Regions from separate parts of the Homo sapiens genome. Here all the other regions are linked to region 1. A link is a contact called in ENCODE Hi-C or POLR2A ChIA-PET data. All regions are on one chromosome and are shown on one strand. The core of a region is the stretch at or near the end of the contact, and the rest is flanking DNA. Distances in the headings are between cores, read along the strand shown.

Region 1 (3,257 bases), core at 198-2,697:
GCCATTGTGCCCCAGCTTGGCTAACAAGAGTGAAACTTGGTCTCAGGAAAAAAAAAAAAAAAGAGGCTGGGCGTGGTGGCTCAAGCCTGTAATCCCAGCACTTTGGGAGGCTTGAGGCGGGTGGATTACCTGAGGTTGTGAGTTCGAGGCCAGCTTGACCAACACAGAGAAACTGTCTCTACTAAAAATACAAAAATTAGCCGGGCATGGTGGCGCATGCCTGTAATCCCAGCTACTCAGGAGGCTGAAGCAGGAGAATCGCTTGAACCCAGGAGACAGAGGTTGCAGTAAGCCGAGAACACACCATTGCACTCCAGCCTGGGCAACAAAAGCAAAACTCCGTCTCAAAGGAAAAAAAAAAAAAAAGAAAGTTCAACTGTAGGTTTCAAAAGCTCTTAGGCCTGGAAAGGCCAGAGGTCTAATTCCTTTCTCTGTTTAAATATTAAATTATGGTCTGAGGGGAACAATATTGGATTCCTGTCTCATTTCCGTTTTATTCCTTCTATACCACAGCGATCAGCAAGGGTATCTTGCAAACGGTTTCGCAAGATTCTATATAAAAAAGTTGCTTAGGCCAGGTGCAGTGACTCCCGCCTGTACTCCCAGTACTTTAGGAGGCCGAGGCGGGCGGATCACCTGAGGTCAGGAGTTCAAGACCAGCCTGGCCTACATGGTGAAACCCTGTCTCTAATAAAAATACAAAAATTAGCCAGGTGTGGTTGCGGGTGCTTGTAATCCCAGCTACTTGGGAGGCTGAGGCAGGAGAATCGCTTGAGTCTGGGAGGCGGAGATTGCAGTGAGCCGAGACCGTGCCACTGCACTCCAGCAGCCTGGGCAACAGAGCGAGACCCCGTATTAAAAAAAAAAAAGTTGCTTCATGTTACAAGCCAGTGACTCTTGGATGGGATGCGTTTCTGAAGCCGTCGCTGTTCAGCAGAGCGGTGAGAAGGGCAACCTTTTTCTGATCGCTTTCCCAAGCAGGCAGGAATCTAAGTGTCCGGAAACGCCAGGAGCTGGCCGCCAGGTGAGCGGAGGACGAAGGGGTCCTGACTTCTAGGGGACAGGCCTTGGCAGCCGCTTTGACCCGTAGCCCTGTGGAAACCAATTGCATTTCTCTTCATATCTTCCACCAGGCCGGGGCCTGGGGTTGCCGCTGGAGGGGCTAAAGACCGCTCCTGCTTCCTCAGCCGCCCCTTGCCCGGCGCGGGAACCCGACCGAGAGCCCGCCAAGCAGCGGGACTCCACTAGCAGCTGCGCGCCTGCGCACCGGGGCCGAGCGCGCGAGCGTTCCTTCCCCGCCTGTAGTCCCTCACTTCGTCGCCCGGTCCGCGCGCCTGCGCGCCGGCTGGGAGGAACTCAGCTTCTCCGCCTTGGCAGGCGGGAGGACGCGCGCGCGCCCGCGGCGAGGGGGAGGCAGTGCGGCGGCGGGAGTCGGGCCGCGCGCGCCAGTGGGAAGCGTCCGGCTGCCACAGCGCCAGCTCCGTCGTAGTCGCTGCCGCCCGTGTCCCGCTCGCCCCTCCTCCCGCTCCCCCGCCCGCCCCTGCCCGGGCGCATGCGCTGCCGGAGCGCGAGGGTCGGCTTCGGGTGTGTGGTGGCGGCAGAGCTGAGCTGCGAGGCCCGAGAGTCAGAACCTGGGGGAGAGGGATGGTCTCTGCACGGGGGGGAGCCGGAGGAGCCGCCGCCGCTGCCGACGCCACCGCCGCAGCCGCCGCCGCCGCCGCCCCGGCACCCGCCTCCCGGCGCTGACGGTCTCGTACGAAGCCGGCGAGGGGGAGCCAGCAGCGGCGGTCGCCGGCACGCCGCCCAGCATGGTCCGGGAAACCAGGCATCTCTGGGTGGGCAACTTACCCGAGAACGTGCGGGAAGAGAAGATCATCGAGCATTTCAAACGGTGAGTGACACGAGGCCCGCGGCCGCGCTCGCTCCTCGGGCGCCGCTTCCCGCCCCGGCCCGTTGCCGGCCCCTCCCGGAGCGCGGAGCTGGTGAGGAGGACTCCGGCCCGGACCCACGGGCGCTGTGGGACCTCGTCAGCCGCTCGGCCCGCGTCGCGGCGTTGGGCCTCGGGTGTCGGCGGTGCGGGCGGCCAAGCCGCGCCGCCTTCGAAGAGCCCGCGGGGCCCCGGCGGCCGCGTCCGTGACGAGGGAGGTGACCGAGGCTCGGCCTCCACGCAGCCGGCGCCCCGGGGCTGCCCTCGCGTCAGCCCGGGAGTCGGTGGGAGATGCGCTGGGCGGCGGGGTCGCGTCCTTGCGCGCAGTGCCCGGCCCGGAGCAGCCGGGACCCGAGCCCGCCCGACAGCCGGGTCCGGCGCCGCCACTCCAAGCTGCTCTGCGGGCGCTCGGCAATGTCTGACTTCGGGAGGGTTCCGTGCGAAGGGAAAGGCGGTGCGAAAACAGAAGTCGCAGTAGGTACTGTGGTCGCGTCGCGGACCCGGAGAGACCATCTAGGACCTCTCCGGAGGATTTGCAGCCTTGAAACTCACTGGGAATGGCAAACGTTTCTCGTTTTTGCGGGGCTGGGTGGAGAGTGGTGTGAAATAAGTTGGTGCGCCCGTTTGGGCTTCCTCGTCCCCGGCGGAGGAGACCGCGTCTGACAGGAGGTTGCTAGCCCCGGCGCCCGTAGCCTCGGGTCGCACTCCCAGGCCGCCCTAAGACCCTGGTGCCCCCCACCCCTGAATTCCCGAATCAAACGGTAAAACATTCCAAACCTTTTACGATGAGAAGATGTAGCTTAAAAAAAAAACCTCCCCTGAATATTTTTGTGAATTATAAGAATAAATGTTGTCGTTGATACATCTTATTGAGTAGCGTGTAGTGCGTTTTCTTTGTGAAATGCCTGTGTACCGTAACAGATAGGCCTCCGCATAAAACACTTATTAAAATGACGATTGGCTTGGACTTGGTGCAGATTCAGAGGGACCATAGCAAATCTGTGGTTGTCCTCGAAAATGACAGTTTATTCCGATATTTAAGACCCTGGAAGGTTTTAAGTTTGGCTTTTAATTTCCCTTACTATGTAGTGAGTGAAGGAAATTATGGAGCGTCCTCATTAATGAGTCACCATGGGAAAAATAGATTGCGTCGCTCGCTTTGAGCCGCTTGGATAAGGAAATGGAAGCAGCGGCGGCGGAGCTCCTGTCTTTTAAATGGAGGATCATTGATTGTGTTGGTGGTTGCTGTTACTGGGGCATTAAACCCTCGCCGCTGGAGCGCGCGTCTGCGCGTGTCCGCGTGTGAAAAGGAGCCGGGAATCGTGGGGCC
Region 2 (3,257 bases), core at 326-2,825, 4.0 Mb before region 1:
AATGGGTGTGTGGTGACATGGCACAACAGAGGAAAGCCCAGGTGAGGTTCATTTCTTTCAGACTGTCCACCACTAACCCTGTGTACCTAACCATTTGGGGTCTTAGACTCTTTTGACAATCTGATTAAATGCACTGCTCCCTTCCCCTGAAATACACACACAGGTGCACAGACTACACGGGGATACATCCAAAGACAAGGAGTTGATTCCAGACTAAGAACCCTGGGCCAAAGCTTTCTCCCTCTAGGGCTGCTCTCTTTCATTCTGACCTCAAACTCCAGATTCTCAGTGGGGATGGCTGTGGGGAGTGAGGAACGGGGGCGGGGGGGAGGAGTAACAGCAAGAGCAGCCAGTTGGCTTTCCTCCAGCGTTTAAGGGCGCACCTCGTTAATTGCTTGCTGGAACAGAACCTAGAGTAGGAGGAAGCTGAACCACCTGTAAACCCTCTGATTTTCAAAGACTTATTGCATTCCTAGTATATGCCACGCATGTGCCATATTTGTAAGCCAACTCCCACGATTTATCCGTTATCAGCTGGACTCCCATAGCACCCTGGGTTGTAACTGTGGGTGAAAAGGCCTGTCTCCTTTCTCTTTCCCCAGTTCCCTGAGACAGGACCGGTGTCCTGCCTGGGGTATCCCCAGAGTTTGGCACACGGTGATAGCCAACATTCACTGAGCGCCAAAGGGCCAGGTGCTGCCACTCTCTCAAAATAAGCCTCTGCCACTTACTGAACAACTAGTCTGCGCCAAGCACTGGGATACTAAGCCTACGACTCCCAGAAAGGTCCCGGCGGACCCCCGTGCGCAGCGGGACGCAGTGGGCGCCAGGGACCGCAGTGCCCCGGGCCCAGCGCTCTTCTCCAGGTGATCGCCGGGGAGGCAGGTTTAAAAGGCAGGAGCCGGAAGCCGTCTCGGCGCCCAGGTGGCCGAGAATCCAGTCACCAGGTCACTGAGTCACCGATGGGGGCGAGGACACGGGCCTGGGCCGGTCAGAGGGGCGGGATCGTCACCCCTGGCTCAGGGGCCCCTCCGTCCAGGCAGGGAGCCAAAGTCAGTCTTCGCTTGAGGGTTGGCGGTCGCTGGAAGTGGTAGCCATTGGGAGTTACACTAATCCCGCGAAGGGTGCGCAAGGGAGGCGGCAGCCCCCCCCAAGAAGAGAGGCAGGCCGGCCTCCAGCGCTCCCCGCCCACAAGCACGTCCTTGCCCCCGGGAGGTTGTTTGCCGGCTCCAGGATCTCCCTCCCGGCGACCCCGGCCTCGCCGTCACTCACCCTCCAGTCCCGGGTGACTCAGAACGCTCGGCCGCCGGCCGCACCACTGTGGCCGCTGCAGGGGCGGGGAACGCAGTGAAGGGGCGCGGCGCAGGTGTCAGGTTGCTGGAGAGGCGGGCCTACAGGGCGGAAACCACCGGCGCGGGTGACCGGAAGCCCCGCCCCCAACATGGCCGTGCCCACAGGTCTCGTTGGAGGCCGTGCCTTTATCGTCATGTGACGCGAGTCCTCGCCCCACCCGTCTGCAGCCACTCCTGGTCTCAGTCCCAGAGCTCGAGAGGGCCACGTGACCGTCCCGGGGCCAGTCACGTGAGGCGCAGATCCTGGCTGGGAGGGGGTTGGTAGAGGGGTCCAGAGTGGCAGTAAAGGAGGAAGATGGCGGGGTGCAGGGGGTCTCTGTGCTGCTGCTGCAGGTGGTGCTGCTGCTGCGGTGAGCGTGAGACCCGCACCCCCGAGGAGCTGGTAAGAAGCCGGCGGAGTCGGCCTGGGGAGGGGGCGGTTGCTAAGGGACTGAGAGAGGCGTTGCCGGGGGTGGGGCCGGGCCAATCTGGGCCCGCAGGTGGCAGCGGGTGGGGCCTGGGGACCGCAGCCAGGGCTCTCGAAGCGTCTACCCTGCTTCACGTGCCTAAGTCTGGGGTCTTTTCTCATAACCCCTCCTGGAATCTGAGGGAGAATCCAGGCCAGCTCCAGTAAATCCCACCCATGTTTCCTTTTATTTCCATCTGAAAAGAGTTTGGAATGAAACAAGCGTTTTCAGAATGAGCTTCCTCACAGGACTTTGTGCTTATCATGCTGCTGTTTTAGCTTCTCCAGTCCTTTCTCACTCTATCCCTCACCCTTTCTGGGTCACTGACAGTCCAGCTTCCCCCTGCAAAGCATCCTGGGAAAACTTGAGTTGTGTTCCCAGAGTTGACAAGTCCTTTCTGATTTCAGATACGTCACACTGTCAAATGGAACCTGCATTTTTACCCCCCTTTTCAGCTGGCGTTGGACATCTTTGAGGTGTCCTGAAGAGGAGGGTGGTTATTTGGAGACTATCAGTGGAAATGAAGAGCTCAGCTGATGGCTGTAGATCCTCACCCACATGGTCCCTCACCCCTGAAAGGTTTTTTTTGAGGGCTGGTTCCTATTTGATAATGGCTCCAGATGATTTAGAAGCTAGCCACTGATTTCAGTAAATACTTCTGCCTCCTTCCACTCCTAACCACTAAAAAAGGCTCCCTCTGCGGATCTGTTTTTCTAGACCATCCTTGGAGAAACACAGGAGGAGGAGGATGAGATTCTTCCAAGGAAAGACTATGAGGTGAGCTCCTTTGATACTGCTTGGGCAACTAAAGTAGTGAGTGGCCTGGTCACTTCAGGCCGAAGCATTATGATTCCAACCAGAGATGCTCTTTGACCTTCTGTCCCAGGGAGTGAGTGGGTAAGAGAACTTCCTTCTAGGAAAGAGACTGTTTAGCAAGCCCTTTTCTCACCTTAACCCCAAAACAAGGTCTGGTGTTTTTACACGTTTATAAATCTGTGGCACCTTAACCTGGATAGAGTATGTATTTGCCATTAAACTGTTTGCTTTTACAGCTTACAGAGAGACTTAGAGTGAAAGGCACTGGCAGGCAGTATGTGCCCCTAACAGGTGTGTGCTTATAAACTGTTAAGGAGGCCTTGCTTCTCTTCTAGGAGAGCTTGCTTTTCAGATATTTTCTTGCTCAAGCAGCTTCTCTCTGACATGTTCTTGATTAAGTTCCACCTTTCATGTATGGGATTCTTAGAGTATGTGTTTTTAGTAAAGCCAACACTGCTGGGGTGAAACAACATGCGTGACTTTTTATCATTAAATTCTTAAACGTAATAAAGAAGGTAGAGAAAAGCCTATAACTCCATTCATTAAAAGATGACTGTTAACACCTTACTAAGTATCTTTCTACATCCTTACCCATGCTTTTATATACATGATACATGCTTTTTTTAAGTAACAAAAATGAGAT
Region 3 (3,257 bases), core at 565-3,064, 3.9 Mb before region 1:
GTTCTTTTATTCTTCTGATTATAAAAATTACTGTTGGCCAGGCCCTGTGGCTCACGCCTGTAATTCCAGCACTTTGGGAGGCTGAGGTGGGTGGATCACGGGGTCAGGAGATCAAGACCATCCTGGCTAACACGGTGAAACCCTGTCTCTACTAAAAATACAAAAAAATGAGCCGGGCATGGTGGCTGGTGCCTGTAATCCTAGCTACTCAGGAGACTGAGGCAGGAGAATCGCTTGAACCTGGGAGGTGGAGGTTGCAGTGAGCCGAGATAGTGCCACTGCACTCTAGCCTGGACAACAGAGCAAGACTCTGTCTCAAAAAAAAAAAAATTTCACCGGGCGTGGTGGCGAATGCCTGTAATCCCAGCTACTCAGGAGGCTGAGGCAGGAGAATCACTTGAACCCAGGAGGTGGAGGTTGAGCTGAGATTGTACTACTGTACTCCATCCTGAGCGACAGAATGAGACTCTGTCTCAAAAAAAAAAAAAAGTGTGTTTCTTTGCACACATTTTTGTACATTTCTGTTTCCTTAGGATGTATTCCCACATGTGAAATTATTGGCTTGACATATATTAACTGTTAAAATACTTTTGTTAGGCTGGGCGCGGTGGCTCACACCTGTAATCCTAGTACTTTGGGAGGCTGAGGTGGGTGGATCACTTGGGGCCAGGAGTTCAAGACCAGTCTGAGCAACATGGTGAAACCCTGTCTCTACTAAAAATACAAAAATTAGCCAGGCATGGTGGCACACACCTGCAGTCTCAGCTACTCAGGAGACGGAGGCACGAGAACTGCTTGAACCTTGGAGGCAGAAGCTGCAGTGAGCCAAGATCGCACCACTGCACTCCCACCTGGGCAACAGAGAGAAACTGTGTCTCAAAAAACACTTTTTTTAGGGCTCTTGATACATATCATCAAGTGACATTTTAGTAAGATTGGGCCAGTTCCTATTTCTACCTGTGGCATCTGCGTTCCTGTTTCACTGTAACATGGCTGCCTCTGAATTTTATATTTTAAAAGTATTTGCTAATGTAATAGATGGGACGTGACATACAGAGTTGCTTGTATTTGGAGTCCTCTGATTACTAGTAAGACCAAACAGGTTTTCACATATTTATTAGACATGTACATTTCTTCTGGAAAATTTTTCTCTCTACTATCAATGATTTTCTATTGCAGTTTAGTATTGATCCCATTAATTTTTCTTTTTTTTTTTTTCTTAGATACAGGGTTTCACCACATTGCCCAGGTTGGTCTTGAACTCCTGGGCTGAAGCCATCTGCCCTCTTCAGACTCCCAAAGGTCTGGGATTACAAGCGTGAGCCACCGCACCCAGCTTTATCTCATTAATTTGTAAGGCTTTTTGATATAGTACAATTGTTAACCCTTTGGTGTATTGCAAGTATGATTCTGGTGGGAGGCTCACCTTTTTGCTTGATTATTTTTGACACACAGAATTTCAAAATGTCAAATATATTTACGGTAACTTTTTAAAGGCTCGGCATGGTGGCTCACACCTGTAATCCCAGCACTTCAGGAGGCCGAGGCTAGCGGATGGCTTGAGCCCAGGGGTTCAAGACCAGCCTGGGCAACATGGAAAAACCCCGTCTCTGCAAAAAATACAAAAAATTAGCCAGTATGGTGGCATGAGTGCCTCTAGTCCCAGCTACTCAGGAGGCTGTGGTGGGAGAATCACCTGAGCCAGCGAAGTTGAGGCTCCAGTGAGCTATGATCACACCACTGCACTCCAGCCTGGGTGACAGAGCGAACTCCATCTCAAAAAAAAAAAAGAGGCTGGGCACAGTGACTCACGCCTATAGCTGTGCTGGAAGGCCGAGGCGGGAGGATCACCTGAGGTCAGGAATTCGACACCAGCCTGGCCAACATGGTGAAACCCCATCTCTACTAAAAACACAAAAATGAGCCGGGCGTGGTGGCTACTCAAGAGGCTGAGGCAGGAGAATCTCTTGAACTCAGGAGATGCAGGTTGCAGTGAGCCGAGATCACACCACTGCACTCCAACCTGGGTGACAGAGTGAGACTCTGCCAAAAAAAAAAAAAAAAAAAGAATGGCCAGGTGCAGTGCTTCACACCTGTAATCTCAGCACTTTGGGAGGCCGAGGTGGGTGGATCACGAGGTCAGGAGTTTGAGACCAGCCTGACCAACATGGTGAAACCCCGTCTCTACTAAAAATTCAAAAATTAGCCGGGCGTGGTGGCGGGTGCCTGTAATCCCAGCTACTTGGGAGGCTGAGGCAGGAGAATCACTTGAACCCGAGAGGTGGAGGTTGCAGTGAGCCGAGATCACACCACTGTACTCCAGCCTGGGTGACAGAGCGAGACTCCGTCTCAAAAAAAAAAAAAAAAAGAAAGAAAGAAAGAAAAAAGAAAAGAAAAGAAAAAGAAAAATGCTATAATCCTGCTAAAAACTCCCCTGTCTCTGTCTACTTTAGAACGCTGACCATTCCTTTGGAGTTGGTGTTTCCGAATTGTCCATCCTCACACTTTGTGCTTGAATAAACACTCTTTAAATTAGATTCTAACCCTTTTGATGATTTTAGGTTGACATTTTGGTGACCCACAGATGGGACCCAAGGCAAGCCTCCCACAATCCATGCTGCTTTGCCAACATTCTGAGCTTTGGTACCCGCAGGAACAGCTTTCACTCGTCTGACCTCATCAGAGCTAGCGGGGCTTCCTGGCATTTTCTCTTGGGTTTCAAATCTCCCTGGCTTTGGCTGAGATTCAGACTTTATTCAAGTACCCTGATTCCGCAATTCCATGCTCTATGGAGCTGGATTTGAAGCTCTACTTTTAAAAGTAGAAGTTTCAGGCCAGGCATGGTGGCTCATGCCTGTAAACCGAGCACTTTGGGAGGCTGAGGCGGGCAGATCACTTGCGGTCAGGAGTTTGAGACCAGCCTGGCCAACATGGTGAAACCCTGTCTCTACTAAAAATACAAAAATTCCCCAGGCATGATGGCACACATCTGTAATCCCAGCTACTCAGGAGGCTGAGGCAGGAGAATTGCTTGAACCCAGCGGGTTGAAGGTTGCAGTAAGCCAAGATCTTGCCAATGCACTACAGCCTGGGGAACAGAGCGAGACTCCGTCTCAAAAGAAAAAAAAAAAAGTGTGTGCCAGGCGTGGTGGCTCATGCCTGTAATCCCAGCACTCTGGGAGGCCCAGGCAGGTGGATCACCTGAGGTCAGGATCTCGAGACCAGTCTGGCCAACATGGTGAAACCCCGCCTCTACT
Region 4 (3,257 bases), core at 390-2,889, 3.9 Mb before region 1:
CCACAAATGCAAGCTACTTATGTAATTTTAAATTTTCTAGTAGCGACATTTTTAAAAAGAAACAGGTGCAATTAATCTTAGTAATGTATTTAACCCAAATGACCCAAAATATTATCACTTCAACATGTAGTCAGCATATAAATAGTAATGGGCTAATAGCCCTGCACTGTGGCAGGTACCTGTAACCCGGCATTTTGGGAAGCCGAGGCAGGAGAAGATTGCTTGACTCCAGGAGTCCAGGAGTTCAGGACACCAGCCTGGGTAACAAAGTGAAATGCTTCCCCATGTCTACAAAAGATAAATACTAGGCATGGCTGCAGCATCTGTGGTCAGCTACTTGGGAGGCTGAGTGAGGTGGGAGGATTACTTGAGCCCAGGAGTTCGAGGCTGCAGTGAGCCGTGATTGCACCACTGCACTCCAGCTTGAGTGAGAGTGAGACTCTGGCTCAAAGATAGATTTTTTTTTTCTTTTTTGAGACGGAGTCTCTGTTGCCCAGGCTGGAGTGCAGTGGCATGATCTCGGCTCACTGCAACCTCCACCGCCCGTGTTCAAGCGATTCTCCTGCCTCTTCCTCCCGAGTGCACTATCATGCCTGGCTAATTTTTGTATTTTTAGTACAGACGGGGTTTCACCATGTTGGCCAGGCTGGTCTTGAACTCCCGATGCACCCGCCTCGCCCTCCTAAAATGCTGGAATTACAGGCTTGAGCCACCGCGCCCGGTCGATATTTTTTTTTCCTAAAAATTGAGATAGTTTAACAGCCTTTTTTGTCCTAAGTCTTATAGCGCATCTCCGTTTGCACTGGCTCAGGACTCGAGAGCCACACGTGGCTAGTGCCTACTGTTCTGGCGCGCTCAGGCTTGGAGCCTTCTCTGCGGAGGCCAAGTCCTGCAAGGGATCTGTTTGCTGCGGTTTCCTAGTAGTGTCTGCCGCATCACTGGGGCCCGGTGATCTGGGTAACCATGTGAGCTTGGGTAACCTCTCCTCTCCCTCTCCTGGGACTGCTGTGGACGTTAAATACAGCGGTGGATGTTAGAGACGCAGTTCAGTCACTGGCATTGATTCGCCGTTGTTGCTGCTCTTCTTTCCTCAAAGGCGACTGAAGGGCAGCAGGCCCATGCTCGCTTCTGTCTGCCCGATGAGTCACTTCACCCTAGGCCTGGCCCTCTAGAGAACACTCCTCTAAGATTACAGAATGCAAATCTGGATTCCAGAGCTGGCAGAGGCCCCAGGGTCAGGCTCTAGGACAACCGGCGAAAAAGCGGGAACCTCTACTCCACGCCCTTGGTTTTTCGCCCCTTGACAGCTTGAGGCTCCGCCCCGCTTTGCCCCGCCCCCCCAGCTCCGGCCGACGCCCACCGGAACTACAGCCCCCATGATGCAGTGGGAGTCCGAGCCTCTGCGTCGTCCGCTTGGGACGCGCCGGCGGAGGAGTGGCGCGCGGAGGAGTGGCGCGCTGAGACGCCGCTCGAAGCGCCGAGTCGCGGGGCAGCAGAGGCGTAAGGAGTAGGCGGGGCGAGCCGGCTGGGCTCAGGGTCCACCAGCTCACCCGGGTCGAGGGGCAATCTGAGGCGACTGGTGACGCGCTTATCCACTTCCCTCCTCCCGCCTCCCCCTGGGGTGGCGCTCGCTGGTGACGTAGTGAGTGTGATGGCCGCCGCGAGGCCGGGAAGGTGAAGGTGAGAGGGCGAGCAAGCCGGGGTGGCGGGGACTGGCCCGGCCCGGCCCGGCGAGTCCTGAGCAGCTCGGCGTGGGCCGACGGGATTCTGGGGCCACGGGGGTCTGGGATGCAGTCAAGCGGGGTCCCCACTCTCCGGCCTCGCCGCCGGGCCCTCCCCGGCCCTGAGAGGAGGGGGCGGGCCACGGGACCTGGGACTGGTCGGTGGGGTCCCCTGTAGCTTCTCATCGCCCCCGCCTTTCCACCCTTCACGGCCATGTTCTACCCCTGCCCCTTCTCTATTTTTCATCCTGTCTTCATTTTGCCAGCATTTACTCAGCACCTGATAGGTGTCCACGTTCACCGCGGGAGCGCCCTGCCATCCCCACTTTGGGCAGTTACTGCCTTCTCGTTCAGCCCTGTTTACTTATATGACTTCTCACCGGACTGTAAGGCCCTGGAGGGCAGGACTGTTTCTTATCCATTTCTAACGTGGCGCCTGACACACACAGAGAAGGCACACAGAAAATGTTGAATAAATAGCTGTTAAGACGCACGAAGGCAGAACTGCCCGTTACCCCCTCTCGTAATCCTTCATTGCCCTCTTTAAATTCTCAATCATCTCTCTCTCTTCTACCCAGAAAAGGGCTCTGGTTATCTCTTTTCTACCCAGAAAAGGGCTCTGGTTATCCGCCTCTGGTGTCCCAAGGTTTGGGGCTTGGGGGAGGAAGGCAGCTCAATGTAGTTAAAAAAGGAAGGAGGCCGGTCGCAGTGGATCACACCTGTAATCCCAGCACTTTGGGAGGCTGAGGCGGGCGGATCACCTGAGGTCAGGAGTTGGAGACCAGCCTGGCCAACATGGTGAAACCCCGTCTGTGCTAAAACCAAAAACTAGCCGGGCTTGCTGGCACACGCCTGTAATCCCATCTACTCAGGAGGCTGAGGCAGGAGAATCGCTTGAACCCGGGAGGCGGAGGTTGAGCCGAGATCGCGCTGCTGCACTCCAGGAGCTTTGGAGTCAAAGGGAGCTAATATTTCAGATCCCAGCTTAGACAAATCTTCAAGTATTCCAGCCCTCTGTCCCACAGAATAGAGAATTAAGTGAGATACTTTACAGTAGCTGAACACATTGGCTTTCAGTCAGTTCTTCTGTTCCTCAATAGTCAGCTGTTCCACAGTCCTCAAGCCCAGTTTTGTTCCTAGTTTTGCTCTGTCCTCTTCTCCCCTCTCTGGATGTACCTTTCCCAGGGCTCCTGCAGGGACCTCCGTGGTGCCTCAAACCCGCACATGGCGGAATACGTGTGCACAGTCAGGATTGGTCCCACACCTCTGCGTTTTTTTCCCCAGGGCACTTCCTCACATGCCAGCGCAACTCCCCAATACCTCAATGAGTAAGCTTCCCTCAGGGATGAGTTTGTTTGGCTTGAAACCTGATTAGACATGTTTTGTACACCAGTGTTTTTTTTTTTTGGACACCGGATCCATCTCCCTTTTCTTTTCTAATAAGTCAGGACTGGTGGAGTCAACACAGTCAATCAATAGCCAACCTCAACCTGAGACAGGACAGAAGAGAACTCAGAATCTTTTTGTCTTTTGGAC
Region 5 (3,257 bases), core at 514-3,013, 3.8 Mb before region 1:
CTGCGTGACGGCGGCCGTGTCACTTAGCCTTTCTGTATGTAGCTCAGTTTTGTCATCTGTACACGGGCGATAACTCCAAGAAGAGGTGAACCAGATCCGACCTGCAGAGACCCGGGCACGTGGTCTGACGGGGAGGGGAGCTATGAGAAATGATAAGACTGTCATCAGCTCTTCCATCATAAGATTGATGCCATCCTGTTGCCTGGAATGGAACCTGCCCCCTGAGTTTGCTCCAGCTCATGCCTTCCCCAGGACGATAAGAGAGAATGGAAGCAGGGCATGGAGTCCTTTGATCCAGTGGCCTTCACCCCCAGCTCCTGGAAGGGCTGTTGCTGGGAGCAGATGCCGGCAGCAGCCTTCTTGCCAGTTTCATTAGCATGGAGGCTCTGAGGACAGGGAGGGAGGAGGGATGTGGGTGGGCAGGACCCTCCCTGGGGCCAGTGCTGAGGCTGTGAGGGTGGATGGCTGAAGCCTTGCAGGAAGTTTTGAGAGGAAGCTGGGCCCACAGGATCGTGATGTGATCAGTTGGGGTGGCATAAGAGTGCCTGATGATGGTTTGGGTGGCCTTTGGGGACATCCCCTGTCATGCCATCACCATGCTGAGCTCTGACCACACTCTCTTTGGCCCTCTTTATCTGTGGCTAAGAGTTGGCAACACAGCCTCTGAAACTCAGCAGAAACCCCTCTGCTTCCCCCAGCCCTGCCTCCTCTATCCCCCACCATTGTTGATGGGATACCAGAGGCACCCAGGTGTCCTGGGCCTCCAGCTCCCGAGGCAAGGAAGCCTTTCTTGGCCAGCCAGGACTCATGACATCTCAGCCAGTGGAGAAGGGGAGAGGGAGGGCTTTGAGAATTCCCCAGGCCTCAGATTTGGTGGGGGAACCCTTCCTGTCCACCAGGATTGAGGGTTACAGAACACCCCAGCCTCGAGGGAGAACTAGCTGCCCCCCATCCCATTCCCAGCAAATTCTGACAAACACCCCCTGACTCCCATGGTGGAAGTTTGCCAGGTGTCAACTAAAGAAAATAAAAAGCTGAAGAATTAGAGTTCGGGCTGGGTGTGGTAGCTCACACTTGTAATCCCAGTAATTTGGGAGGCTGAAGCCAGTGGATTGCCCGAGCCCAGGAGTTTAAGAGCAGCCTGGGCAACATGTAGAGATGAAACCCCATCTCTACTGAAAATACAAAAAATTAGCCAGGCATGGTGACATACATCTGTGGTTCCCAGCTACTTGGTAGGCTGAGGTGGGAGGATCACCTGAGCCCGGGGAAGTCTGAGACTGCAGTGCGTGGTGATCACAACACTGCACTCCAGCCTGAGCAACAGAGTGAGACCATGTCTAAAAATAAATAAATAAATAAAAATGCCGGGCGTGGTGGCTCAAGCCTGTAATCCCAGCACTTTGGGAGGCCAAGGTGGGCAGATCACTTGAGGTCAGGAGTTCGAGACCAGTCTGACCAACATTGAGAAACCCAGTCTCTACTAAAAATACAAAATTAGCCGGGCGTGGTGGCACATGCCTGTAATGTCAGCTACTCGGGAGGCTGCGGGAGGAGAATCGCTTGAACCCGGGAGGCAGAGGTTGCAGTGAGCTGAGATCACACCATTGCATTCCAGCCTGGGCAACAAGAGTGAAACTCCGTCTCAAAAACAAAAAACAAAAACTTTAGAGTTCTTTTTATTCAGAAGTTTTACCAGGACTATAGACCGAGCCTATTGCCTGAGAGCAGCCCTGTGGAGGGGTTCTATCAGCTGCTCTGGCAGTTTCAGTTCACAGTTTATGTACAGGTGGTGAAGCTGTAATATGTACAAAATCACATCGAGGTTTGGGTATAGAGTACATCTGGCTATAGATGACTAAAGCACATCTGCTGAATCGATTGTGGAGGCAGAATCACTAACCCCACCAGATGGTATCTTATGTGTAGGAAAAAGCAAGTCTGGGGCCATTTATCTTTCAAGGAATATAGTGACTCACGCAAGAGACATGGGGCTCTATTCTGTTTTGTCTTCAAAGCATCCCTCCAGAGAGCTGCCCATTGTCACAGAGCCAGCGGCTTGTGAATCCACTCAAGCAGAAATGAGCAAACATAACTTCTTACATTTGCTACTTAGGCTCACCCAGGAGAGGAAGCAGCCCCAGGTGCCAGCTGTGTGTTGCAGAACACTGGACCTGGAGCCTCAGCCTGGGGGTCAGTGTTGGCTGCTGCTCCTGCACAAGTCAGTGGGCTTCTCTGAGCCTCAGTTTCCTCATCTGTAGAATGGGGATTAGAATGCTACCTACTGGGCCAGGCACCGTGGCTCACACCTATAATGCCAACACTTTGGGAGGCCAAGGTGGGTGGATTGCTTGAGCCCAGGAGCTCGAGACCGGCTTGGGCAACATAGGGAGACCCCTGTCTCTACAAAAGAATTTAAAAAATTAGCCAGGTGTGGTGGCACGAACCTGTGTTTCCAGCCACTTGGGAGGCTGAGGCAGGAGGATCACTTGAGCCCAGGAGTTGGAAGCTGCAGCGAGCCACGGTCGAGCTACTGCACTCCAGCCTGGGTGACAGAGCAAGACCCTGTCTCAAAAAACAAAACAAAACAAAACAAAACAACAACAACAAAAAAAAAAAACCCAGAAAACCAAGAATGTTACCTACTGCGTTGGGGTTTTTAGAGGATGAAATTAGATGATCAGGAGATGAAATGCGTAGTGCAGTACTGGGCCTAATAAATGTGCAACATTATTATTTGAAACCAGGGCCTGTGTGCATATTGGCAGATGAGGATCCTGTCTCTAGAGGGGTCCACCCCACCTGGCCAGATACACAGTAAGGAATGAGCCGAGTGGGAGCAGGGGAAGTTTCAGGTGATTCTTCCATGAAATGATGGACACAGGGCGCTGGCCCAGTGTCTGTGCTGGAGTAGGGCCCTGCGGGCCTCCAAGCCTGGGAGGGTCAGAGGCCTGAAAACCACTCAGGCCCTTCCAGGAATCTTTGGTTGGGAACTCTAGGGACTCTGTAGGACACGGTGTGGGAACAGAGCAGGATGGGGGCAGTTACCCACACCTCCATTCCACTCCTCCTGCAGGGTAAGACCTGCTCAAGTCCCGCCTTCAGGCCGGATTGCCCAAACCTTTCCTCAGTCTCCCTGCCTGGCCACGTGGACTCCCCATCCCCGTAAAACCCTCCTGTGGTTCTCCTGACCGGGATGGGTGGGTTCCTTGGGACTTCTTGCCTTGCTGGGCTGGGCCCTTCTGAAGGACAAGGGT
Region 6 (3,257 bases), core at 473-2,972, 3.8 Mb before region 1:
GGTACATCCAGAGGAGAGTCTGGAAGTGGGTCTCTTGGGAAGGGGCATGATGGAGCAGTTTTCCCAAGTGGAGTCCAGCAGCCCCAGGAGGGTTGAGCATGGAGTGGTCAGTTGTGGAGACCTTGCTGGGAAGTTCCTGGTGGGAGGTTATCACTCCTACCCTATAGGGCCTTCACCTGATGGAGGCCTGGTACCTCGCAGGACAGATCAAGGTAGACACAGAAGCCAGAGTATCCTTAGGCTATTCTGGGCTCAGGGAAAATAACTGGCCCACCCTTAATTAGAGCACCTAGGACTGCCTGCCTATTTCTGAGCCTTGGCTTTCACATCTGAAAACCAAACAAAATCAGTCAAAAGAACCCTTGACCTGTGGCCCACCCAGCAGATGCTCAACACAGACACACGGAATGTGGAATAAAAGGAGCAAAGAGAAAACCCAGGGGATGGGGAAGCACTGGAAGGGAAAATCATTCACCAGCAAATGAGAACATAGTACGAGGAGGCTTGAATCATTTCTGTTAGGAGAGAGTGCCAGCCGCCTCCTCCAGGAAGAAAACTCTAAAGGGTCAGGCCTCAGGGAAATAAAATGATCTATACCATCCATCAGTTCCTCCAACATTCAGTCCATCCATCTACCAATCCACCCACCCATTTACCCACTCACCTGCTGCTCATCCATCCATCCATCCATCCACCTATGCATCCATCCATCCATCCATCTATGCATCCATCCATCCACCCATCCACCCACCCATTTACCCACTCACCTGCTGCTCACCCATCCATCCATCCATCCATCCATCCATCCATCCATCCATCCACTTATGCATCCATCCATCCACTTATGCATCCATCCATCCATCCATCCATCCATCCATCCATCCATCCACCTATGCATCCATCCATCCATCCATCCATCCATCCATCCATCCATCCATCCATCCACTTATGCATCCATCCATCCATCCATCCATCCATCCATCCACCTATGCATCCATCCATCCATCCATCTATGCATCCATCCATCCACCCATCCACCCACCCATTTACCCACTCACCTGCTGCTCACCCATCCATCCATCCATCCATCCATCCACTTATGCATCCATCCATCCATCCATCCATCCATCCACTTATGCATCCATCCATCCATCCATCCATCCATCCATCCATCCATCCATCCACCTATGCATCCATCCATCCATCCATCCATCCATCCATCCATCCATCCATCCACTTATGCATCCATCCATCCATCCATCCATCCATCCATCCATCCATCCATCCACCTATGCATCCATCCATCCATCCATCCATCCACCAATTTATCATCCACTCACTGATTCATTTTACAGCAAATGCTTATGAATGGGGATGGGTGGGTGATGGTTGCTTTTTCTGCAGTCTCCCTAGGCCAGTTGTCCCTTCCAAAGAATCTCAAGGGCATGGGAGAAGGTCCTGGCTGATCGTGTCAGGGACAGGAAACTACTCACATTTCACCGTTTCTTGGGGCAGGAGTGGAGGTGGGGGCATTGGAACCCCCTTGGGGCCTCCTAATATCCTGTGAGTCCCCACCTCCAGGGCCAGAAGCTGCCTGCCTCCGCTCCCCGCAGCCCAGGTGCGGCGGGCAGCACACTCCCTAGAGCCAGGACCACTAGTTCCGTCAAATCCGGGGCGGGCCATTCAAACAGCTAAGGGAGGCGTCTCCTAGTGTGCCTTTTCCTGAGTCATCTCTGCACGTGTTTGCCCCCTTTTTTCTTCGCTGCTTGTAGCTAAGTGTTCCTGGAACCAATTTGATACGGGAGAACTAAGGCTGAAACCTCGGAGGAACAACCACTTTTGAAGTGACTTCGCGGCGTGCGTTGGGTGCGGACTAGGTGGCCGCGGCGGGAGTGTGCTGGAGCCTGAAGTCCACGCGCGCGGCTGAGAACCGCCGGGACCGCACGTGGGCGCCGCGCGCTTCCCCCGCTTCCCAGGTGGGCGCCGGCCGCCAGGCCACCTCACGTCCGGCCCCGGGGATGCGCGTCCTCCTCGCCGCGCTGGGACTGCTGTTCCTGGGGGCGCTACGAGCCTTCCCACAGGTAAGCGGGTGACGGGCGCCTGGGGAGGTGCCGGCGGTCCAGAGCCCGGACAGTGTGGGGTGCGTGGGACGCAAGGGAGGACACTCCTCACCCCGTTCCCTGCCCAGCTGGAGTGAGGGGGCGCGGGTGACAAGCAGGAACACCGGAATATGCTAGCACCCACAGGTGGGAGGCTGGCTGAAGGGCTAGTGGTGGGGGGCGCCTCCTTCTCACCCCGCGATGGCTGGGACTGATTCATTCATTCAGTGTGAATTGGACTGAGAGCACTGCCATACGCGGGAGGCGCTCTTTAGCCCGCCTACCTGCGGGCCCGTCGGGGTCCTGGGCAGATCAGGTGAGGCCGTGGGAGTAGTGGGCAGGCCAGATGGGGCCTCCCTTAGCCATGGGAGGTTGGTCGTCCGCGCTCTACCCTGTTGTGTGCGCGGTCCCGTTTGCCCCCTTCCTAAGCTGGCCACTGGCTGGAGGGTCAAGGAAAGGAGGGAGAGTTGGCTGTGGGTGAGAGTGGGGTGAGGGTGCAGGACCACCGGGATTAGCTTCCCCAATCCGCGTCCGGCAAAGCAACGCTGTGGATTGAATTCGCTGGAGCACGTGGTGGGCATTTGCCCCTGGAAGAAGGTCAGTGGTGGGGCTGAAGTCTATGGTGGGTTGCCTCAGAATTGAGTTTGGGGACTGCTTTAGGAAAACTGAGCACTTACCAGTGGCCAGCGCCAAATTAATCACTGTGGGGAGAATGCAAAGTAACCAGGCGTGTTTCACGGAGCCCAGGGGCTGCTGGAGAGAGAGGCCCTCAGCTGACCCAGGACCCCGGTGGACCCCTGCATAGAACCATAGTAGGTGCGAGTGGATGCCTGCTGAATGATACAGAGGGAAAGGAAGGAGCAGGCTGTTAGTCCAGCGGTGGGTCACGGTGGGGGAGAGGGAAGACCCAGTTCCCCTTTAATCCTACAGGAAGAGAGGACTCCATGCTATGGATCAATTCTAGTCATCTGAACCTTAGGCAGTGGGAGGAGAGTGGCAGAGTGGGCTTTAGGCAGGAGGGAGGAACTATGCAGCAAAGGAGGAACTATGCCCTCTTCCATTTCCAATGGGCAATGTGAGGTATTCCCCCTTTCCCCCCAAGAGGGCAGAGGGGACAAAGCCCTGGCTAGAGACACCCTGTCCCAGCTCTGCAAGCCC
Region 7 (3,257 bases), core at 407-2,906, 3.7 Mb before region 1:
CTATTGTCCCCTGCTTCCACGAGGTGACATCTCCCTCCTGCCTTCAGCTCTATTTTAGGGATCAAGGAGTCCTTGGAGCTGCTCCTAGGCATTCTCATAAGGGCCAGAAGAGCTCTGCATGTCTGTCCAGCGGCTCTGCAGAGTTAAGGCTGTGGGTCATACCAGCCACACCCTCAGCGTGGTCCATGTCACAGAAACATGTGGAAACCAGGTGATTTCCCAGCCTCCTGGTCAGGAGGTGGGGTTTTCCATCCCCAGGGAGTCACTTCCCAGTTTCTCACTCAGCACTCAGCACCTAGAAGCACCATCCTTGCAGGCTCCACTGTGGGGCTGGTGGCCGGGAGCAAGGGTCTCTGTACCTCTTCAGGCAGCCTGCAGTGAGGAAACAGGGAACAGAATAGCCTCCTGCCACCCAGCCCACCCCAACCCTTAGAAATGCCCTATGTGCTGGGGGCTAGGACCCCCGTAATCCAGGGCTGGAGGAATGTGCTCTGGCCCCGCAGGGCTGGCCCTGTATTAGGGCTGGCACTCAAAGTGGGGATGGGGGGACAGATTGCAGCTGGAATGGGTGCTCGGTCATGATGTAAATCCTGGGGAAGCCAGCTCTCCTGGGCCTGGTCTCAGCAGCCCCTCAGGGCCCTGCAGCTTCCCTGGTGACATTCTCTCCCAGCCTCTGTTCATCTGCCCCCTGCCTGGGCAGGAGACTTGAGCAGGGAAGTGCAGAGTCTTCTCCCTGTGAGAAGGCTGGATGCGTGTTTAAGGATAAATGAACACGCGAAGAGTAGTAACAACAGCCAAGATTTATAAATGCCTATTGTTATATATGTAGATACTTACTTAAGTATATATAAAGTACAGACTGCATTATGTATATTACATATCTTTAAATTTTTAGAATAGTCCTATGAGGTCAGTTCAGAGATCCAGACCCAGGTGGTCTGGCTCTAGAGTCTAAACAGGCCGAGTGCAGTGGCTCACACCTATAATCCCAGCACCTTGGGAGGCCAGAGGCGGGAAGATCACTTGAGGGTGGGAAGAACACGTGAGCTCAGGAGTTCGAGACCAGCCTGGACAACATGGCGAAACCCCATCTCTATAAAGAAATCAGCCTAGCATGGTGGCCCGAGCCTGTAGTCCCAGCTACTCGGGAGGCTGAGGTGGGAGGATCGCTTGAGCGCAGGAGTTGGAGGCTGCAGTGAGCTATGGGTGAAAGAGTGAGACCTTGTCTCAAAAAAAATTAAAAAATAAGAATTAAATATATTTAAAATAGAGTCTAAATAAGTGAATGATCTAGAATTCTCTTGGTTCCCCTAAAGCAGCTGTCAGCTTTGGGGGATGTTTTTCCAAATTAGTGCCTCACCCTCACGGGACAGGGAAGCCTGTGGGAGCTGGGAGGGCAGGTGGAGGCCGGGCAGGTGGAGGCCGGGCAGGTGGAGATGGTGATTCGAAGAGGAGGGGACGATAGGAGGAGGTTGAGGGGTCACCCGAGTGCTGGGAGTGACGCTGGAGGTATCGGCCCAGCGATGCTGGAGTGGTCGGGTCGGAGGCCCAGCAGCGTCTGGGGAGGGGCGTGGGGGAGGCGTGTCCAAGGCCGGCTGGCCCCGCCCCGCCCCGCCGCCTGGCCTCTGGCCCGCTGGGGCGCGGGCTTTCGCTTTCAGTCGAGGGCTAGCGAGCGCAGCGGAGCCTGGAGAGAAGGCGCTGGGCTGCGAGGGCGCGAGGGCGCGAGGGCAGGGGGCAACCGGACCCCGCCCGCACCCATGGCGCCCGTCGCCGTCTGGGCCGCGCTGGCCGTCGGACTGGAGCTCTGGGCTGCGGCGCACGCCTTGCCCGCCCAGGTGGGTGACTCGCGCGGCCCACGGGGGACAGCCGCCCCGCATGTCCACCCGGCTGGTGCGCAGCCTTCGGGTGCCCGGGCCGCGCTCTCCCGGGGCGCTGTCACGGGCTGGGAGGCTGGGAGTCCCAGTCGCCGCCCCCCATCCGCATCAGACACGCGCGCCTCTGGGGACCCGCTGGGGACTCCGGGCCCGGCACACGTGCGCTCGGGGCACAACTCTGGCCCCCGAAGCCCCTCTTACCCGCGTCGTGACAGGGGCGCACCCTGGTTCCTCCGCGAGCGCAGGCCGGGGCATTTGGGGCTGAGCAGCGGGTCCTGGGCAGACCCCCGCTAGACCCGGGACCCCTCTTCCCTCACCCCGGCGACTGCCGCGACAGCCCTTCCCTCCCACGCGGTGGAGAAGGGGCTGTGCCGGGGCGCTGCCCCACTGCCCACGCCGGGCACCCTCTTCAAAAGACTTCCTTTTCCTCTGGGCGACGGTTTTCCGATTTCTTAGAAATACCAGGGTCCTGTGTCTGAAGAGCAGGACCAGGTGTGTGTCAGGTCCACTGAGGGCACAGCTGGAGGGCGAGCTGCCTGTCTGCTTCCTCCGATGCGTCCGGGGGCTACTGCAGAGTCTGTTTTCTGCGGCCTCTGGGGACAGGGCAAGCGAGGGAGGTCTGGGCTGGTAATCGAGCAAGGCAAATGAAGTCTCCGGGGGCCGCAGGAAAATGGAGACAGCAGAAACCCTAGGGCTCCTATTCAATATGAACGTCACTCCCACAGTAGCAACGGGCGTACAAGGGACTGTGCACCCTTTGCCTGTTTTTGACTGTCTCCTGGTCTGGTAACATAGGATAACCCCATTTTTGTTTTACTGTCTCCATGGTTTGGTAAGATAAGATAAACCATTTTTTAGAGAAGGAAAACTGAGGCTCAGAGAACTTGTATTTCATGGAAGGGTCTGGGGGGAACTCTTCCTCCAAAGGGGGCCTCTCCTGCCTTCGGCCCCTGTGCCCTGAGGCTGCGGGGAAGGTGGGCGTTCATCCTTCCTCAGAGCCGCCCCTGATGGACACATGGCCCATCTGCCCCCATCTGACATCTTGACCGAGGAGGAAGGTGGGAGGTGGCACTGGCTTCTGTGGTGACATAAGGTGACTTGTTGATCTGAGGCCAGAGAGTCCAGTTCTTGTGGGTGGAAGATGGGGGCTGTCAGACTAGAATTGACTCACCGACAGTGGGTGTCAGGAGTGGGTCCTGGAGAACTGCCCCAGAGTAAGTCCTGGGTGGCCTTTGGGTCAGGAGAGTCCCCACTCTAGGGCCGAGTGTGAATGGGGACGACCGTGGTCCCCAGCTTGACTTTGGGGTCATGCCATATACTCTGGCCTCAGAGGGGGTCTTCCTGCCGCTGAGCTTGGGCCTGCCTGGGTGAACTCTGGGGTCA

The links. A loop is a pair of places that touch in the nucleus more often than their neighbours do. ChIA-PET counts read pairs that join two places held with the same protein, here RNA polymerase II (POLR2A). Pooled maps may share reads with other maps.
Region 2: a loop to region 1 is called in a map with no recorded cell type, with 11 times the contacts of the local background. The contact joins the promoter of CLCN6 here to the promoter of SPEN in region 1. A Hi-C loop is called at or near these places in 3 of 37 single-sample maps with no recorded cell type and 9 of 50 pooled maps. POLR2A ChIA-PET finds 5 or more read pairs at or near these places in 1 of 52 experiments (CD4-positive, alpha-beta T cell).
Region 3: a loop to region 1 is called in a map with no recorded cell type, with 5 times the contacts of the local background. The contact joins the enhancer-like site here to the promoter of SPEN in region 1. A Hi-C loop is called at or near these places in 1 of 37 single-sample maps with no recorded cell type and 7 of 50 pooled maps. POLR2A ChIA-PET finds 5 or more read pairs at or near these places in 3 of 52 experiments (CD4-positive, alpha-beta T cell, PC-9 and activated CD4-positive, alpha-beta T cell).
Region 4: a pooled map shows a loop between it and region 1 (6-fold over the local background). The contact joins the promoter of MFN2 here to the promoter of SPEN in region 1. A Hi-C loop is called at or near these places in 1 of 50 pooled maps. POLR2A ChIA-PET finds 5 or more read pairs at or near these places in 2 of 52 experiments (CD8-positive, alpha-beta memory T cell and naive thymus-derived CD4-positive, alpha-beta T cell).
Region 5: a loop to region 1 is called in a map with no recorded cell type, with 4 times the contacts of the local background. The contact joins the enhancer-like site here to the promoter of SPEN in region 1. A Hi-C loop is called at or near these places in 3 of 37 single-sample maps with no recorded cell type and 4 of 50 pooled maps.
Region 6: a loop to region 1 is called in a map with no recorded cell type, with 13 times the contacts of the local background. The contact joins the promoter of TNFRSF8 here to the promoter of SPEN in region 1. A Hi-C loop is called at or near these places in 3 of 37 single-sample maps with no recorded cell type and 6 of 50 pooled maps. POLR2A ChIA-PET finds 5 or more read pairs at or near these places in 1 of 52 experiments (GM12878).
Region 7: a loop to region 1 is called in a pooled map, with 12 times the contacts of the local background. The contact joins the promoter of TNFRSF1B here to the promoter of SPEN in region 1. A Hi-C loop is called at or near these places in 1 of 37 single-sample maps with no recorded cell type and 8 of 50 pooled maps. POLR2A ChIA-PET finds 5 or more read pairs at or near these places in 1 of 52 experiments (GM10248).

The regions. Positions count from the first base shown.
Region 1 is chr1:15,846,260-15,849,516 of GRCh38, forward strand. It overlaps SPEN (spen family transcriptional repressor), which reads left to right and starts at 1,448. Exons shown (of 15, transcript NM_015001.3): 1 at 1,448-1,891. The coding sequence starts at 1,809. SPEN-AS1 (SPEN antisense RNA 1) reads right to left here and starts at 1,888. Exons shown (of 2, transcript NR_024279.1): 1 at 1,849-1,888. RefSeq lists enhancers at 578-1,090, 1,091-1,602, 3,026-3,257 and silencers at 1,185-1,754, 1,935-2,354.
Region 2 is chr1:11,804,616-11,807,872 of GRCh38, forward strand. It overlaps CLCN6 (chloride voltage-gated channel 6), which reads left to right and starts at 1,576. Exons shown (of 23, transcript NM_001286.5): 1 at 1,576-1,734; 2 at 2,516-2,575. The coding sequence starts at 1,648. It overlaps MTHFR (methylenetetrahydrofolate reductase), which reads right to left and starts at 1,349. Exons shown (of 12, transcript NM_005957.5): 1 at 1,273-1,349. RefSeq lists silencers at 1,034-1,083, 1,104-1,153, 1,824-1,873 and enhancers at 1,221-2,206, 1,404-1,513, 1,524-1,603, 2,054-2,123.
Region 3 is chr1:11,899,802-11,903,058 of GRCh38, forward strand. No RefSeq gene overlaps it. Among named protein-coding and RNA genes, the nearest start is that of RNU5E-1, 6.7 kb to the right of the region's middle. Within about 2 kb of position 1,815, at least 3 of the 41 ENCODE cell types and tissues checked have a DNase peak (open chromatin) inside an H3K27ac peak, as active enhancers do; they include PC-9, where a contact is called at or near this core.
Region 4 is chr1:11,978,805-11,982,061 of GRCh38, forward strand. It overlaps MFN2 (mitofusin 2), which reads left to right and starts at 1,640. Exons shown (of 19, transcript NM_014874.4): 1 at 1,640-1,680; 2 at 3,166-3,257. RefSeq lists silencers at 1,256-1,515, 1,686-1,925.
Region 5 is chr1:12,038,753-12,042,009 of GRCh38, forward strand. No RefSeq gene overlaps it. Among named protein-coding and RNA genes, the nearest start is that of MIR6729, 11 kb to the left of the region's middle. RefSeq lists a cis regulatory region at 1-619 and enhancers at 402-901, 1,967-2,036. Within about 2 kb of position 1,764, at least 3 of the 41 ENCODE cell types and tissues checked have a DNase peak (open chromatin) inside an H3K27ac peak, as active enhancers do.
Region 6 is chr1:12,061,581-12,064,837 of GRCh38, forward strand. It overlaps TNFRSF8 (TNF receptor superfamily member 8), which reads left to right and starts at 1,723. Exons shown (of 15, transcript NM_001243.5): 1 at 1,723-2,081. The coding sequence starts at 2,019. RefSeq lists silencers at 1,166-1,398, 1,986-2,115.
Region 7 is chr1:12,165,335-12,168,591 of GRCh38, forward strand. It overlaps TNFRSF1B (TNF receptor superfamily member 1B), which reads left to right and starts at 1,657. Exons shown (of 10, transcript NM_001066.3): 1 at 1,657-1,835. The coding sequence starts at 1,758. MIR7846 (microRNA 7846) reads left to right here and starts at 1,609; the gene lies at 1,609-1,704. RefSeq lists silencers at 1,493-1,802, 1,813-2,042 and an enhancer at 2,083-2,724.